Linked DNA regions of Homo sapiens: region 1 is linked to region 2. The links are chromatin loops, found by intact Hi-C in ENCODE. Cell type or tissue: HCT116. All regions are shown on one strand. Each heading gives the region's core, and the rest is flanking DNA. Links, peaks and the distances in the headings are about the cores only. Region 1 overlaps MPP7 (MAGUK p55 scaffold protein 7). Region 2 overlaps MPP7 (MAGUK p55 scaffold protein 7).

Region 1 (9,802 bases), core at 980-8,979, 130 kb after region 2:
AAGGTTGCAAGTGTCTTATTCTGACCTCCTTCCAGCCCACTAATTGAATCTTAACATGTAATTTGGATAGAATTTTACTTCAAAAACCAACAACTATGTAGTATATCACTAGGTCCAGCGTCTGCTTCACACACCTGCATCTCATTCTCTCATTGGCTCTTCAAAAAATTGAAATGATGATAATTAACTTGCTGGTACCGTCTTCTCTAGCTAGCTCCAAGCCCACCCCAGTGCCCCCTGCCCAGGTTTTCCATCTGCTGAGGCACAAATATTTTAGGCTATCAGAAGCAATATGTGTTTTAATGCAGGATTGTGGGATTTTATTAAAACATCGAAATGCTTTTTTCGTGTTTGGCGCAGTGATTGTGTTTTTATAGCACATGATCGACTGCCCTGGCTCCATTAGCCACCACCCAGCGCCTCTAGTTCTGAAGCTGGGCTGGGTTACTCCGTAGCGTGCAATGAAATTCCAGTAGTTTCTATTGTTTGGCTTATTCACCATTTTATTGCATTGCATTAGTTCTGAAGAAAAAGGGGGTGATGGAAAACATTAGAGCCCTACTAGACTAAAGTACTTTTTTTCTGCTTAAGTGTAATTTAAGCAAGTGTTACTGATTTGAAAATGTATAATAAAAGATTTTTTAAAAACTGACATTTTGAAATACTTGGCTCTGTTTATATTATTAAACACAGTTTAAAAAAATTACGTGTTCAGCAGAAACGTCTTTTACCTATGAATTTTATCTTGCCACCTATAATTGTTTTAAATTCACAAATGATTCCAATGCATTTAATTTTTTACAGGTTTATTGAATATGGAGAATATAAAAACAACTACTACGGCACAAGTATAGACTCAGTTCGGTCTGTCCTTGCTAAAAACAAAGTTTGTTTGTTGGATGTTCAGCCTCATGTAAGTAAACAATGAGCTATTCAATACCCTTCTGACCCATGTCATCTACAGCACCTCATGTGAGCATTTCAGTATGAAATAATATGAAGTCAACTCACTTTTGGCATATATGTGGCTTTTCTGAGATGGCAAAAGCATTTAAATATAATTGGAGACATCTTTGGTGGAGAAAAAGAAAAGCCCATAATATTATTAGAAAGAGAAGTGGAGGAAGCTCCAAGACCTGTGTTTGTAACTCTTATTTATATTCAGTTTTTGTCAAGTAAAGCAACTCTTAGATGTTTCTACATATTCTGTATTTTTAAAAAATACATCACATTGTTACATGCATAATGCATTCTTATGTGTTATGTATTAGTAACAGTGTCTATAATTTTTAACGATGGACATTTTGGTTCCAAGTCTTTGACTTTGGTTCTGTATATATCCTAGCAAATAACCCCCCACTAGAACTGAAGGGCATTTTGCAGGAAATGTACTGAATGAAAGCCCCATTGCAACTGCCATGTCTGCACCTGTCATCCTGGAAACTCCATTATGAACATTCTGAACTGAGAACTTCAGTGGATGAGGCCATTCAATTCCCTATCAAACCATACATCTTCCAGCAGATCCCCAGCCCACAGCATTTTCCTCATCCCCCAGGGACCATGGTTTCTCCTTCCACTGATGGCTGTACCCTGGGGTGCAAAACCTCCAAATGCTAGAATGACCTGCGGAAGCCCTTTGGACCTCTAAAGGAAGATGAATCTGGAGTAAAAGTGTTTCAAGAATCAGGAAGGCTGCCTCCTGACTTGGGCACTGTGTTAGTCCCTTGTTGCACTGCTCTGAAGAAATACCTGAAACTGGGTAATTTACTAAAAAAAAAAAAAAAAAAAAAAAAAAAAAAGAGGTTTAATTGGCTCACTGCTCTGCAGACTGTACAGGAAGCGTGATGCTGGCATCTGCTCAGCTCTGGGGAGGCCTCAGGAAACTTGCAATCATGGCGGAAAGCAAAGGAGGAGGGTTGAGCACTTCACATGGCCAGAGCAGGAGGAAGAGAGAGAGAGGAGCGAGGTGCCACACACTTTTAAACAACAGGGTCTCACGAGAACTGACTATTGTGATGACAGCACCAAGGGGGATGGTGTTAAACCCCGGGAAAATGCCCCTATGATCCAGTCACCTCCCACAGGCTGCACCTACAGCAGTGGGGATTACATTACAACATGAGATTTGGGTGTGGACACAGATCCAAACCATATCAGGCACCAACAGTGAATGGGACAGTCCTGCTTATGCAGAGCCTCTCTGCTGGTGTCCCAGGTCCAGTTGCTGTCAGACTCCCACAGTGTAGTATCAGCTCATGAATAATAACTTTCAGCTCTCACCCTCTGTAGATAGGTCCCCAGAAGTATAGAGTATAGAACATCAAAGATTTGATGAAGGAATCTAGACAGGCATCATGGAGAGCAGGAGGCTGCCCTTGTAGGGTACTCTGAAGGATAGGGTGAAAGAGGAGAACTCCTGCCTGAAATCAGAAAGGGGCTTAAAAGGGATGGTTGGAAGACATTTGTGGACAGAAAGTTATTTAACTCATCACACCTTTGGAATATTTGATCTAAAAACCAGTTTTGTGATATTTTTAGTCACTTCTGTTCAATGTTAATTATGATGTATTTCAGAACATTTTAAAATGCCAAGTTACATTCCCCAGCTTCTTTTCAGAAGTGTTTGTTACATTTAATTGTCAACAGTTAATTGAATAATAATATATTGAAATGACTACTGACCTTAAAGAATAATTTTGAGGAATTTTCTCCTAGAAAGAAAATTCAGTAATTCATGATGCTATGGAGAAATGTGAGAAAACTTTCTTTTCTTCCTTGTAGACAGTGAAGCATTTAAGGACACTAGAATTTAAGCCCTATGTGATATTTATAAAGCCTCCATCAATAGAGCGTTTGAGAGAAACAAGAAAAAATGCAAAGATTATTTCAAGCAGAGATGACCAAGGTGCTGCAAAACCCTTCACAGTAAGTATAATGATGCTTGGGGGCCAGGTGTGGTGGCCCACACCTGTAATCCCAGCACTTTGGGAGGCCGAAGCAGGAGGATCATTTGAGTCCAGGAGTTCAAGACCAGCCTGGCCAAGGTGGTGAAACCCCATCTCTACAAAAAATATGGAAATTAGCCAGGCATGATGGTTGGACACCTGTAGTCCCAGCTACTTGGGAGGCGGAGGTGGGAAGATCATAAGACCCCAGGAGACTGAGAGTGTAGTGAGCTGAGATCACACTACTACACTCCAGCCTGGTAGGCAGAGGTGGGAAGATCACAAGACCCCAGGAGACTGAGAGTGCAGTGAGCTGAGATCACACCACTACACTCCAGCCTGGGCGACAGAGTGAGACCCTGTCTCAACAACAACCACAAAAAGCTTGGAGATAAGATATAAGCAGTAGATAAGATGTAAGATACAGTTGTATATATGAAAACATATATACAGCTGCATGTACTTGGGAAGAGTATAATAGATACAAAAATCAGTGAAAGAATTGTATTTAGGTACATACCTTTTGAACAGTTACACTTCTTGTGCTTTGGTGAATGGATCTTCATATTCAATTGACTCAAAACTATTTTGTATACTATTATGTGAACATTTCATACTATTGTAGGCTGAACATTTGTATAAAATCTAGACCAATTAATTTTCAGAGCAGCCTTATTTTTAAAGCTAAAAATACCATCAGTAACTGTTACTCATTAAGAGTCCAAATGAAAAATTTAATAATGTGCCTTGCTTGTCTCCTTGTGTCAACAATTATATTTAGCACAGCAAAAGAAAATCACTATTTTGGGTATAGGATAAGTAGACCAATATTATTCAGCAATAATATTTGTATTTTCTATGAGTGTTATTGGAAATGATGATTGTGGTATATTCATGACTATTATGGGTTCTGGCAAGACCTTTTATTGTTTTTCTTCTTAATCTTAATATATTCTACCTTTGGACCAAAAATCAAAAGCAAAGAAATTAAATGTGAAGAGCTTATTTTTTTCTTGCCCCTCTTAATTAGCTCATCATTAACTTTAGTTTATATTAATTTATGAACTGTTCATTGTGGTTACAAAATACAGATCACATTTCTGATTCCCAGTATATTTGATAAATACCTTTTTTTACATGCCAACAGTACATATCCGTTCTGAGTAGGTACTGTCATACAATGTTAGTTACTCAGGCTCTTGATCAACACTAAAATTAAATTTTCTGTTATTGTGAAATCTTATGTGACAATGAAATGCAGACTCAAATTATTTCAGCATGTTGCAACATAAAGATTTATTGTACTATTTAGACATTTTAAAGGTTTCTCAACGAAGATAAGAAAGGATCACATATTCTTAGGATTTGGCTCTCTTACATTTATGTTATATAGCCAACTAAAATACTTCCTGGCTTTAAAAATGTGAGACACGAAGGCTCCTGAAACACTTTTAATGAGACATCGAAGGAACGTGGTAATCAGCCGGGCGTGGTGGCTCATGCCTGTAATCCCAGCACTTTGGGAGGCCGAGGCAGGTGGGGATCACTTGAGGTCAGGAGTTCCAGACCAGCCTGGTGAACATGGAGAAAATCCATCTGTACTAAAAATACAAAAATTAGCCAGGTGTGGCGGCACGCTCCTGTAATTCCAGCTACTCGGGAGGCTGAGGCAGGAGAATTGCTAGGACCCCGGAGGCAGAGGTTGCGGTGAGCCAGGATTGCACCACTGCACCCCAACCTGGGTGACAGAGTGAGACTCTATCTCAAAACAAAAAACAAAAAACATGGTAATCATCCTTTTACAAATTTGTCCAACTCTGAAAAAGGAGTTTATATTATAAATTCCTTCCTATGAATAAGCATAAATAATGCAGCCAAAACATCAGAGTAAACAATTCTTTTCTCCAATAGCTATTTTAATACTGACATTTCCCCATAATGATGACTAGTGACTCATTATCCTGCAATTCAGTTAAGGCAGGAGTTTTGACTCTTGCCAGAGTAGTTTTTTGTTACAAGCAAATCATAGAAATAGTATTAGAAATTATGGCTTCTGAAGCACTTGTGGTTAAAGAGGATGACTTTTATTTCTGGCTGAGGGGAAAGACTGAACACAGAACAGCATTAGGTAAACCAATTGTAGAATGTTTGCATTGATATGAAGTGAGGTAATGGCCTGGTTAACCAATTATTTTTTTAATACTTCCTTTTGTAGGAAGAAGATTTTCAAGAAATGATTAAATCTGCACAGATAATGGAAAGTCAATATGGTCATCTTTTTGACAAAATTATAATAAATGATGACCTCACTGTGGCATTCAATGAGCTCAAAACAACTTTTGACAAATTAGAGACAGAGACCCATTGGGTGCCAGTGAGCTGGTTACATTCATAACTAAGAGAAATTTCCATAATTGTCTTTTTCTATAGAGTGCATGATGAAATCAATTACAGTTTTGGTAGTAGGGTTTTTAAATCTATATCACTGTCATAGATGTACAATCTTGGTTCAAGTTGAATGCTGGTTTTGTTTGTATCTTTTTACAGCCTTATTTCAAACGCCATGTGTTAGTATAAGATCCGAAATCAAAATATGCACAGTACTGTATTCTAAGCAAAACCTCAAACCTTCTCGTTGTCTTCAATACCGCTCTATCTCCAAGATGAGGCTGAAATTTTCAGAGAGACTTAGCTAGAGGCTTAGTATGTATGGGAGTTCAGCGCTTCTGCTGGTCTCAGGTGTGGCTGCTGCTGTCGAGTTTGAATGTTAGCTGTTGAAGGTATCAATTCAGCAGCCATGAGCAGCTCCAGACAGACAGGTGAGCTCTGCTGTTTCTGGGTGGATCATCACAGATTTAGCCGGGCAGGCAGTAAGGTGTCCTCTTACTATTCAAAAAGTGTAGACTTTCTTACATATTCGCAATACGTTCACAGTGTGTGCATTTTAAAATAATTCTTAAAGGAGTAACTGAAATTTTACCTTGAGTGAATGGCCTTCATAATATAGCTTGAGAAGTCCTTTTGAGTACCTGTCAGTGACTCAACAACATTTAATAAGGGAAAGTAGACTTTTAACAGTTATTATATATGTAACGAAAAGCCTTTCCTTTGGGATTAATATAAGTAAGAATGGTAGCCTTGTGGCAAGAAATGATTACAAAGGATATTTTTATTTGTAATTCCTCAGAAGACAATTTATGAAGTCACCCAAAATGTTATTTTAGCTGGTTTTGGATTTTTCCAATAAATTAGAAGAAGGATTTCTATTCTAAAACATGTAAAACCTGTTTTACATATTACTGATACAATTAAAGATTATTTTTCATCTATGTGCAATAGATCACCCCTCTTTAAATTGCTCTAAGATTTATTTTAGAAAACTTTTCATGTGATGTTATTTCTTTGTCATCAAAATGCTTGTTAACACTGTCCAGACACCATCCTAACCTTGCCATTGTTAAAGAAGTTTAGGAAAGACTCTTATATTGTAAATATTTAGATGGGTTCTCTCACTTTTCTTTGATACTACTGATTTTCAGCAAGTGAATTATATAATTCAAAATGCTAGAAATGTCTATCCGTTCTATAAGAGAGCATATCCTGCCGTTCTTGCATGCAGTGAAGCCCTGCCCGTCGAAAATCATTGCATCTGTGACTTTCAAAGTGGAAAAAAAAATGTTATTTTTTTGTTGATTTGTAAAGAGAGTTTAAATGTCATGTGAAAAAAAATAGAATGTAGTAAAATTCTATATATTTATGAAATATTTTAAAGGCATATTTTTTTAAATATCAAACGGGGCTATTCATAAAATAAACTGATTGTATGTCAAGATGTCCTAATTTAAAAGAGTAGTTTTATAAATCATGGTCAACATTCCATGTAAATATTTGAGCTTTACAAAGATAGATCCAAGTGTGCGATCTGTGCACTGCACATTTGATAGCATTATTCACTGGTTTTCCTTCATACTTGTCAAGTTCATATTAGAAGCAGAGACAAAAACCACTCCAATGGCCTTGACACATAGTCACACCAAAATAGATAATCAGACTAAGTATTATATAACAACGTGATCCAGACAGTGAGTTCTAAGTGTATTAATTAAATAGCAAAAAATTTTGTTTTTAAAAAATGAAAGAGGGAGGGTTGCCAACCTGAAGTCTTAAGTAGATTGTTTGGGTAGCATATTTCCTTCTTTGAACATTGTCTGAAATTTTCTATAAATCAAGACTTCTTGTACAAAGAATGATGGGACATATGTAATAATTCAGGCAATCACCTGAGTAATTTAGGCAGTCCAAATTCTTTACCCTGAAATACCCACATTTTAAAAAAATTGCAGATAATTGCTTCAGTTATTTACTTTGGGGACAGAGATATAGTGTAAAGTGGGAGAAACTGAGTCCTTTTTTGGTGGTGGTAATAATAAGATGTTATAAAAATATAACATTTTAAAAAAGAAAGGTCCAGACCTTAAGCGCAGAGCTAGAACAATATTTTTTAAATAATGGGGGGAAAAGGGGGCACTTTGGTAATTTTAGAAATCAGGTAGTATACTTTTTTTTTTTTTTTTGAGACAGGGTCTTGCCATGTTGCTCAGGCTGGTCTTGAACTCCTGGGCTCAAGCAATCCTCCTGCCTTGGCCTCCCAAAGTGCTGGGATTACAGGCATGATCCACCGTGCCCAGCCGGTAGACGTGGTCTTAAAAACAGTGTTTACATGGCCATCTTGATGCTTAGAAAGATAATTGATTAAAATTTAATAAGGCAGGGCCAACTCCGAGAGTTCATTGACAACGGCAGCAAAAAGGCCCTGAATTCTGTACTTTCTTCCCCCAGCCTCCTTCTCCAGCAAGGAGAATAGCACTCCTCCCTCCAGAAGCCAGCTCCCTAAGTTGGAGCCACTATGTAAGAGAAGAGGAACGTTCACTTTTTAAAATTCATATATTTAAAAATCAAGACCAAAAAGTAAATTCTGTACTCCTATTATTGACTGTAGTCAATCAAACATAAAAAGGTGAAAGTAAAATTTAATTTTTTACCCTTATTTTACTGACCAATATGGAAGTTCTTGGTATCTTTAAGGCTGACCTTCCTGGTATTGTGTAATGATTGAATGTATCTAAACTGTAATAATTTGAAACTGACAAACATAACCTTCTCAGACTTACAAAACTATGTTCTTTCTAAAGATACAGATTTTTATTATTTTATTTTGACTAGGAAGGATTTATAAATAAATGTAATGAAAAATCTTTGATCTTAATAAAGTACCTTCAAACAGTGTGTGTACTTACTTGAAAATTGTTTTTGCACTTGGATATTCTATTTTATTATACTACTATTGTGATCTATTCCATTATACTATTTCCCATGGTAGAACAAATTATATTTTCTACTGTGATATGAAGTGATGTAATTGAACTTGCCATGTCTAAAATTAAATTTCATATTTTTTTCAATCAAACACTGCTTTCATCGAGGCTGTTGGAGAGATGGAATTCACTAGTGTTGTTCTTACCCATACATTCCAGCAATTTAAAAATGTGGAGAACCTTAGTGGGAAGGAAGAATTAGGACCATCAATGATGGGAACACACCTCCCCCACTCCCCACCTCCTCTCCCTCCCTCCCACTAGGAATCAGTGTCACACATATCCTCTTCCTGAGCTCCAGTTAGGCGAAACTCAACTTTTTCAACTGTGCATATAGGAACAGATTGTCATCTGCTATGCAAACTAGCTAGCATTGGCCTTGCTTCAGTCCTCGAGCCAGTTAGCCCCAGCTGTGCATCCATAGAAAGGTTGCTCTGAAGAGCATTTAAAAGCATTTAAGAGCATGGGATCTGGAGTCAGAATTCTTCAGTTCACATTCTGATTTTGCCTGTTTCCAGCTCTGCAGCCTTGGGAAAAACACTGAACCTCTCTGTTTTTCATTTTCTCATCAGAAAAAAATAGGGACAAGAACAGTGATTACCTCATGGGATTGGTGTGGGCATGAAATGAAAGAATCCATGTATACTTAGAACAAAACCTGGGACAGAAGTGTTCAGTAATTGTGAGCTCCTGTTGTATAATGGTCATTATCATCACATCACACAATTTAAAAATAGCTGTGTAAGTATTCTCAATCACCCTACATAAACAGTTTTCCTATTAGTAAGCCCACTGGAAGTTTACAATAAATCATTTTTTAGAAGCTTTATTTTTTTTTTTGTTTATTTTTTTGAGATGGAGTCTCACTCTGTTGCCCAGGTTGGAGTGCAGTGGCGCGATCTTGGCTCACTGCAAGCTCCGCCTCCCGGGCTCACGCCATTCTCCTGCCTCAGCCTCCCAAGTAGCTGGGACTACAGGCGCCCGCCACCACGCCCGGCTAATTTTTTGTATTTTTAGTAGAGATGGGGTTTCACCTTGCTAGCCAGGATGGTCTCGATTTCTTGACCTTGTGATCTGCCTGCCTCAGCCTCCCAAAGTGCTGGGATTACAGGCGTGAGCCACCAGGCCTGGCCAGAAGCTTTATCATTTTTTTAAAAATTTCATAGCTTCCTACCAAGTGACACATCAGGAACTAATTAGGTAATCCCCAATAGGAAGTGAACCAATTTTTATTTTCAACCACTGGGTATGCAGTGTAACTGATAACAATTAGAAAGGAATGTCCCTTAGTTGTATTAATGCCATTTCTTCTACTGCCACCGTTTTATCCCCAAATGCGTGTTCAGTTACACTTAAGCTTCTGGAGGACAGAAAATATTTTACTTTTGTAACAGCTATCTTATACACATACACAGGCCTAATCACTGCCTGGCCAAATTGTACTTATTAATCATAGAACATCTTTATAATTTCCATACA
Region 2 (9,802 bases), core at 791-8,790:
GTGTTGTCTCAGTTATGGACAGTCAGGTATATTGAGTACTTTTCTGTGCTTCCAGAAACTCATGTCCCACCCTTTTGCAAAGAGGCAACTGTAGTCAGAATTCAGAGCTGGCATTGTGAGCCACATTGCTTGGACTCAGGTTCTGGCTGTGCCAAGAATAAGATAATAACTTATATTATTATCATAATAATGTAACAATATACAATTATATTTATCTTAATATATCATATTATACTATATTATATCATATAACAACATAATAATTTATAACTTATTTTCATCATAATAATTACATTATTAAAAAATATATAATATAGGCTGGTCTCGAACTCCTGACCTTAAGTGATCCACCTGCCTCAGCCTCCCAAAGTGCTGGGATTACAGGCATAAACCACTGTACCTGGCCAATGATATATTTATGATTATAAATACTATATATGATATAATAATTACATATTAATATATCAATTAATAAATAATATATTAAGATAAATATATTATATTATTACATTATGATATATAACAATATAATAACTTATAATAATTTGAAAGAACTTATTTTATATTACATTATAAAAAATCATAAAAATCATAATATATTAAGTTAAAATAAATAGATATGTTTACCTTAATATATTAATATGTAATATTAATATATATTAAGATAATATCTATATATAAATAATATATTAATGATATATATTAATTATATTACTATATATTAGGATAATATCTTTTCATTTTGGAGACAGAGTCTCACTCTATCACCCAGGCTGGAGTGCAGTGGCATGATCTCTGCTTACTGCAACCTCTGCCTCCCAGGTTCAAGTGATTCTTACGTGTCAGCCTACCGAGTAGCTGGGATTACAGATGCCCCTACAACGCCCAGATAATTTCTGTATTTTTAGTAGAGACAGAGTTTCACCATGTTGGCCAGCCTGGTCTCAAACTCCTGACCTCAAGTGATCTGCCCACCTCGGCCTCTCAAAGTGCTGGAATTACAGGCATGAGCCACCATGCCTGATCAAGATAGTATCTTAATATATTAATATTGTAATATATTAATAATATCTTGTGATATATATCATAATAATATATTAAGATAAAGATACATTTAATATGTAAAGATATATATTTTAATGTATAAATATATTTTTATATGTAAGATATATATCTTAACATGATGGAATATATCTAATATGTATTTTATAATAATATGTTAAGATAAAGGTATATTTAACATATAAAGATATATATATTTTGATATATAAAGACATAGATCTTAATATATACTAAGATAATATATCTTTATATGTAAGATATATATCTTAATATATTGTCTTTATATATAAATATCTTCTTATTTTACTTCACAGTGCCTCACTTTCCTTATATATTAGTGTAAAATGACGATAATAATAGTACCTACTTTGTGTGGTTGTTATAAGGATCAAAAGAATTGATAGATGAAATGTGCTTTAAATATTGTCTGGAACATATTAAGTCACCATCATTATCATCATCCTCATCCTCAATTTCTTTCTTTCTGTTAGCTGTGTTCCATGCTATACGCCAGGATTTGCACCATTTTCAGTATCCCTTTGGCTACATTGCTGCTTTTTCAGGATGATAGTTTCTTGTCTTAACAAACTTGTTTTTTTTTGAGATAGATTCTTGCTCTGTTATCCAGCCTGGAGTGCTGTGGAGCGATTGATTATAGGCCACTGCAGCCTCAACCTTTTGGGCTCAATGATCCTCCCTTCTCAGCTTTCCAAGTAGCTAGGACTACAAGTGCACAATACTGTGCCCAGCTAATTCTTTATTTTTTGCTGAGATGAGGTCTTGCTATGTTGCCCAAGCTGCTCCTGAACTCCTGGGCTCAGCAGCCCTCCTGCCTCAGCTTCCCAAAGTGTTGGGATTACAGCCATGAGCCACCACACCTGGCCTCTTAATAAACTTTTCTTCTGGCTTTTTTATTTCTTTGCTCTCACTCTTTTAAAATTACAGTGAAAATTAATAGTCTGTGATTAGAAATCTTTAAAAAGTTCTTGAGTTGGCTAAGTGTGTTTTCTAACTTTTCTTTCCCTTAAAATGTTATGAAATATTTTGGGCATTAAAAATGAGAACAATATACTGAACATCCATGTGTTCCAACACACAGCTTAAGAGAGAAAATATTGTAGATCCAGTTGAAGTCTGAACATCCCTCCTGTTCCCATTCTTTTCCTTTTCCTGCCAGTGATAACCTTCATCTTGAGTTTGTATTCACAATGTGAGATATTATTTCGTCTGTTTTAAAACTCTTATAAATAGAATCATATTTACATGACACATTCCTCTTTCCTCAACTTGCTCTTTTTTTGTTTGTTTGTTTGAGATGGCGTTTCGCTCTTGTTGCCCAGGCTGGAATGCAATGGCGTGATCTTGGCTCACCGTAACCTCCACCTCCCAGGTTCAAGCGATTCTCTTGCCTCAGCCTCCTGAATAGCTGGGATTATAGGCATGCGCCATCACGCCCGGCTGATTTTTGTATTTTTAGTAGAGATGGGGTTTCTCCATGTTGGTCAGGATGGTCTCGAACTCCTGACCTCAGGTGATCCACCCGCCTTGGCCTCCCAAAGTGGTGGGATTACAGGCGTGAGCCACTGCACCCGGCTCAATTTGCTCTTTTGCTTAACATTTTGTTAATGAAATTTATTGTATTTATGGTGATATAAATAGGTCTAATTCATTTGTTTACATTGCTATCTATGGCATTATGTGACTAGATAACAAATCATCTATTCTCATGTTGATGAATATTTGTATTGAAAGTTGGCTTGTGAGTACAAGAGTCATATGTCTGGAAATCATCTTTATCTCCATGTCACTATTGGGAACAGTATAGGAGATAACTTTTGTGTGGATTCCCCTTGTACACACATGCAGTCCCTTCTGTAAGTAACGTACCTAAGAATGGAGTTGCTGGACCATAAATATATACATCTTACACTTTAGTAGATATTGCCAAATTACTTTTCTAACGGATTGTATCATATTATAATCCAGGAGTTCCAATTACTTCACATTTATTTCAGCATTTTGAATTGTTAGACTTTAATTTTTGCCAACTTCCAATCCAGACCATTAATTAAAATACTTACCAACAGGATCAATTTGAAATACCATAATATCTCCTTGTTTTAGTTTATATTTATTTGAATATTAGGGGTTGAACATATGTTTGAGTCATTCCAGTTTCCTTTTTATATCCTTTGCTATTTTTTTTGCTTTGGTTATTTGTCTTTTTCTAGTTGATTCGTAGGAATTATTTTGTACATTCTGATGCTGGATCTTTGTTTATATGTATTGTAAATTATCTCCTGGTCTGGGCTCACTCCACTCTTTCCGATAATTTATCATAAGTGTTAAAACATACATCCATGCAGAAAGTCTTCTCTCTGTCTTAAATGCAGAAGCAAAGGCATCTTCACAGACTCACCATTTAACACAAAATCCTTATTAGCTCACTGGGTCTTACTGAAAGCATGTATGAGTCGGAGGTTTATGTAGCTCCTGGCCAAGTCTGAGGTCTGGTTTATTTTTATGTGCTGGCTCTAGCGGGGTCCTCTGGGACTGTTTGAACTGATCTAATATTCTCATTTGGTTGTAAGCATCTATAGAATGTATTTTTAGCACCTAGTCTAATTATGGGTATAGTTGTTCATTGAGTAAAGTTCTTTTCAGGCAGAATCTGTGTATAGTGTTTTTTTTGTTTGTTTATTCTGCGTTACCTCAAAGCGTAGTAGGTGTTCAAGGGAGATTGCCTGATTAAAGGAAACTGAATAACTTGCCCTTCCAGGCTCTGTCTTGCCCAGTTTGTTTTCCATTCATTTCACAAATACTTGAGTGCCCATCGTGGGGCACGATAATAGATGCTCACATCTCATTGGATTCATTTATTGAAGTATTATGGTTATTCACAAATAATTGATGAATGTAGTTTGATTTTTCAGTCAGCTCAAGTTGTGGCATAAGTTGCATCATCTTTATTACAGACAGATGATAGTTAATAAAGAAAGATATTTTTATCCACCTGGTTTAAAATGAAGTTTATTGTTGATATTTCTGCATGTCAATAAAATAGGAATTAGGAATGTTCTATGATGATCACGGTTTAACAATAATAGACTATCAAAGGAAATTACTGAATTAGATTGGTTTTATCATTCTTTCCATTTTCACGTAAAATACTTTAAATCTTTAACATTTTAAAATTGAGTATTTTTAAATGTTTCAAAATGTTATTTAAAATACTTTATTATAATTCTATAAGACATTAATGTAAATCTAATTTATTATAAAGAACCTAAAAGTAAAATTAATAAGCTTCTGTATATGTAAAATTAGTTGCAGGTGATCCATTCTGAATCAAAAAATTATTTTATATTTATCTACCCACCCATGGGTCCATCCATTCATCCATCCATCCATCCGTATATCCTGCAGTAGTGCTGTTTACAGGTACATGTAAGATTGCACTTCTCCACCTCTTGATGTTAGTTATGGCCACATGACTTGTTTAGTCAATAGAATGTGAGTGGGAGTGAAGTGTGTCACCGCTGGGCAGAAGCCTTTAGCAGTCAGTGCACTCTGTCTCTTCTTCCTACCCTCCAGCCCCCATTGCTGACTGCTGATGTTCCAGGTGGTGGGAGTTCTCCCCACCTGGGTCTGAGCACGTGGGCTTGTGGAGCAGAGTTCACAGAGGAAATGCAGTAGACAGAGAGTGTCTGGGGGAATATAAACTTTCGTTGTTATATGCTGCTAAGGTTTAGGCATTGCTTATTACCACAATATTATTTATAACTTAATTTTAACAAGTATTTTCACTATATTACATTTCAAATATATTTTTCAAATATGGCTTAGTGATGTAGAAATTAAAATAAATAGTTATTAACATTGCATGAGGCTAATTACTTTTAGGTAGTTGCTATTGATCTAACAGTTGCGCTGTAGAAAGTTCATATTCATTTTCTTGTCAAAACTTGGTAATTTTTACATTTTCTTCTTTGATAGACATGCATCTCCCCTCTGCAACCACTGTGGCAAGGCTTGAGAAAGGGTGATATGTCTTGTAAGATGTCCCTGTTTTACTTGATTATTCCAGTTTAATATTAATATATTAACCCAGGAGTGTGCTATCCTGGATACTTTTGATTTGTGTTTCCTTTCATCACTAATAAAACTAGAAGACAAATGTATCTACATTGTTCTTAGAGTCCCCTGTTTCATTACTACATTTCACAATTATTTTTGCTTAGCAAGCGAGGGCTATCAATATCAAAGTATAATACACCCCCTCCCTTCTGATAAAAAACTTTCCTATTTTTTTTGAAAGGCTTGAGTGTATCAAATGGTGTATTTTCATATGCAATTAGTGTTTTAATTGTACCTTTATTTTCTTTCTCACTTTGGAAGCATAGCATCTAGAATTGCTTTCTTCCTCATTGTTTTCATTTCTGTGTTCAGTTAAAAGCTAAATGAAAGGATGTTAACTGCCAACTTTAAAAATACATTTTATTTGTGAATTTCATTTGTTTAAATTGGAATGTTATAAATTATACAGATGGTAAAAATTTGATTTTCATTACTTGACAAAGTTGGCATGTATCTTTGTCTTTTAATTTGAATAAATATTTGGCTAGCCACTATTGTGTGCCTAGTAAATTTAGGTAGTGTTTCAAGCCACTTTTTAATATTATGTGCCTCCACTAGGTGGTGCTCATTCCTTCGGGACATCTGAGACCTAGCTTAAAGAATTTAGTTCTGTCACTGATGGGTTAAAGATAAAAGAAGCAAATTCAGGCCAAAGCAGTACGAAAAACTTGTGAAATTTTTTTATTTCATGTAATGAGTTGTGAAACTCTGTAGTAGAGGTATTTATTATTATTAATGTATGATATTTCCAAGAAATCAGTAATTTTATTATATGGCTCATTTATATAAAATGTATTTAAATAGTTATTATAGATTGTGTTAGATGATGGGGATGCAATGGTGAAAAACAGACACGGTGGTCTTAAACCATATGACTCTTGGAATCAACACTCAAGTAATCACTTGAGTAAGTGTGTAATTATTACTGAGATAGGGACAGGTTTTTGGTGCTTTGAGTGTATAAGGGGCAGAGAAGGGGGTATTTTCCAAGATTCTGGGAAGTTTTATTGAAGAACTGATCACTGATCTAGTTAAATAAGATCTGAAAGTTGCTGAAGAATTAACCAGTGTGAGTGTGTTGGAGGAGAAATTTCACAGTGATGAGGTTAGTGTGGGGTTGCAAGGAGTTCTTTATCTGCACCCCAGTCGTTGTAATGGTTGGATCCAATGGACCTTTTCAGTCCTGGAGACATCTGTTCTTCAGCTTTAATTTCTTGATAATTTCCTTCCCTCAGCTCTTCTCCTCTTCCATCTTTCTAGAAGTTCTTTTAGGTGAATATTGGCCTTTCTGGATTTTACCTTTGCTTTTAAAGAGATTTCTTCAACTTTTACTACATTTCTCTTTAAAATCTTAAAAATTCGCTGCTGCTATTTTAATTCCAGTACATTTGAGAAGAATGTCTCTGTTTCTTTTTTGTAACATCTTAGTCTCATTCCATGGATACACTATAGAATCTTTCTGAGGATAATTAAACAAAACAAAAGCCCCCTTTTTGTTGATTCTGTGTTCCATGAACTTTTCAAAGTTCTAAGTACCTTGTTTCTCTCTTCCAGCAACCCTTTAGATAGATATTAATCTTTACCCCATTGTAAAGATTAGAAGAATGAGGTACCACTTTGATTACACAGCCAGTTAGGTGGTAGAGCTGGTCTTGAACCCAGGTGGTCTGACTCAAGTTCTACATTTTTACTATCATGCTACTCTGCTTGTTGATGAGTATTCAGTAGAATGGTTTCGGTTTCATTTTCAATTCTCCTCATTTTGTTCACAATTTTTCTTTACTCTGGGACTTTTTTTTTCCTGTTTTGCCTGCTTGGTGTTTATCCTGTGGGGGCTTTCCTCAAATGTCTGCTTATTCTTGGTTGTCTGCCTGTGTTTAATAGTGAGTTGTTAAAAGAGCTGATTGGAAGATCTATGTGTTGGAGCAGGGCCTGGTGACAGGTGGAATCTCTGTAGAACAGTGGTTTTCGACTGAGTTGGATTCCTTCTCGCCTTTCCTGGTCATTTGGCAACATCTGGAGGCATCTTTGATGGTGATGACTTGAGGAGGGGGTACTGCTGGCATCTAGGAGAACAGCTCAGGGATGCTGCTGAACATCCTGCGATAGACAGGAAAGCCCCTCACAACAAAGAACTATTCAGCCTAAAATGTCAGTAGTGCCAGAACTTAAAAACTCTGCTTCAGAGGGAAAGGATGAAAAATCAGCTACTGTTGGTTACAGGAGGAGAGATTGCAAATCCCAGAATAAAGAGCCATTTTTCTCCATGGCTCTTCAGTTTTTTCATCAGAGAGACCTGGAATCTGCTGCCTGGGCCTTAGGTGGCTGGCTGCTTGACATTCTGGATCAGCCAAGGGAAAGGAGCCCCTCACAGTATTTAGGGTTTCAGCACCTGCATGCCTGGCATCCCTGATCCGCCAGCATGACAGTGTTCCCTGGGTCAAATTGTCTCTTTTAAACAATTCCCCACTTTGTCTGGTTCTATGCGGTGGCTTCCTTTTTCTAAAAATTTTTGAACTCTCTAGTCTTCTGTCTCATTTCTGTTATTTTTAATTTGAAAAATCATCTTAGTGCAACTTAGGATAGAGAAGAGATCCGTATCTTTAATCACTAAACTTTGTAATCATAATTTTTAGTGGCATTATTGTAATCCATCAACCGCTTATGCTATGGTTTATTTAATCATTTTCTTATCATTGTACAGAACAATTTTTCCTTATCAATTCTTAGGTTATTTTGAAATACAGCTTATATAGGAACAATTAATCTACGAATTTTCACAATGTTGTTTTGGTGCCCTTGCACCCTCCAAAAGTGAATCAGTAAGAACTCTTTTTTTTTTTTTTGAAATGGAGTCTCACTGCGTTGCCCAGGCTGGAGTGCAGTGGCGTGATCTTGGCTCACCACAACCTCTGCCTCCTTGTTTCAAGTGATTCTCCTGCCTCAGCCGCGCCACCATGCCTGGCTAATTTTTTTTTTTTTTTTTTTTTTTTGCATTTTTAGTAGAGTTGGGGTTTCACTATGTTGGCCAGGCTGGTCTCGAACTCATGACCTCATGATCTGCCTGCTTGGCCTCCCAAAGTGCTGGGATTACAGGCGTGAGCCACTGCGCCCGGCCAGAACTCTTTTTACTATCGGTATGAATACAAAGATTTTTGTATATTTGATGAGTTTTAGTCCACTGCAATTATTCTTGTTTTTTTCTTTTCTTTCTTTTTTTTTTTTAAATTATACTTTAAGTTCTAGGGTACATGTGCACAATGTGCAGGTTTGTTACGTATGTATACATGTGCCATGTTGGTGTGCTGCACCCATTAACTCATCATTTACATTAGATATATCTCCTAATGCTATCCCTCCCCCACCCCCCCACCCCACGACAGGCTCCGCTGTGTGATGTTCCCCGTCCTGTGTCCAAGTGTTCTCATTGTTCAATTCCCACCTATGAGTGAGAACATGTGGTGTTTGGTTTTCTATCCTTGCGAAAGTTTGCTCAGAATGATGGTTTCTTTTTTTTTAGACAGAGTCTTGCTCTGTTGCTCAGGCTGGAGTGCAGTTGCACAATCTCAGCTCACTGCAACCTTTGCCTCCTGAGTTCCAGCAATTCTCCTGCCTCAGCCTCCCTAGTAGCTGGGATTACAGGCATGTGCCATGACACCTGGCTAATTTTTTATTTTTATTTTTAATAGAGATGGGTTTCACCATGTTGGTCAGGCTGGTCTCAAACTCCTGGCCTTGTGATCCACCCACCTCAGCCTCCCAAAGTGCTGGGGATACAGGCGTGAGCCACCATGCCCAGCCAGTGCAATTATTATTCTTTTTGATGCTAAAATGACCCCAGCTTTGGCCATTGGGAGTGCCTTCAAGTTGACTCCTGTGTTTTGTTTTGTTTTGTTTTGTTTTGTTTTGTTTTTGACCCAACTGCACTGGGCTTTGATTGCTTCTTTGCTTTTTGGCCTGACAGGGTCTCTCAGGCTTATTTTACACATTTCCTGCCCCTGTATATTTTAAGGTAGATTTCTAGAATTGAGAATTGCAGTGATGCAATCTCAGCTCACTGCACCCTCTGCCCCCTGGGTTCAAGTGATTCTCAATTCTAGAATCTCTTGTTAAATACTGTATTGGTTCCTAACAGTGACCAATAGGAATTCCTTTACCCTGCTCTTCCCAACTTCTAATTTAAACTACTATATACTTTTTTAAAACTCCCAATTAAAGGTAATCAATGAACTTATTTACTTTACATATATTATTTCCCTTCTCTTCCTAATTTTTGGTAGTTGTATTTGACCTGCATTGCTAGATTCTAAAAAAGCTGCATTCTACTTTTTACTCTGCCCCATTGTTTAACTTTAGTTAAATACAGTATATTGATGGTAACTATCATTTCTTATCCAAAAGCTTCTCTGATTATTTCAGAAATTCATCCCCTAGTTGCTCTCCCATGGAGAGGGCTCAGGGAGCAATTTTCCCTGAGCTCTTACAAGTTTTTCTTGTGGTCTTTACATTAATAGTTGAAGATCAGTTTGTCTAAAGTTAAAATCCTTGGTTCATAGCTTCTTGTTTTGAATATCTTAAGTATCATACTTCTTCAGCTTCTGGT

What was found. A loop is a pair of places that touch in the nucleus more often than their neighbours do. Peaks named below come from ENCODE experiments on the same cell type or tissue, not always from the same donor. Only the 100,000 strongest peaks of a DNase experiment are listed, where the experiment ranks them.
Region 1: a loop joins it to region 2, with 2.2 times the contacts of the local background. A loop is called at or near these places in 5 of 110 quality-filtered maps.

Annotation. Positions count from the first base shown.
Region 1 is chr10:28,049,606-28,059,407 of GRCh38, reverse strand. It overlaps MPP7 (MAGUK p55 scaffold protein 7), which reads left to right. Exons shown (of 17, transcript NM_001318170.2): 15 at 805-913; 16 at 2,785-2,928; 17 at 5,164-8,415. The coding sequence ends at 5,343. Among named protein-coding and RNA genes, the nearest start is that of SNORD130, 19 kb to the left of the region's middle. In HCT116, for the core only: no CTCF peak of the experiment used is centred there; DNase peaks (open chromatin) are centred at 4,409 and 4,947; H3K27ac peaks cover 6,386 bases.
Region 2 is chr10:28,175,651-28,185,452 of GRCh38, reverse strand. All of the region lies in intron 3 of MPP7 (MAGUK p55 scaffold protein 7), which reads left to right. Among named protein-coding and RNA genes, the nearest start is that of SNORD130, 110 kb to the right of the region's middle. In HCT116, for the core only: a CTCF peak has its summit at 5,758 (motif pointing right); DNase peaks (open chromatin) are centred at 4,572 and 5,782; H3K4me3 peaks cover 2,443 bases; H3K27ac peaks cover 7,467 bases.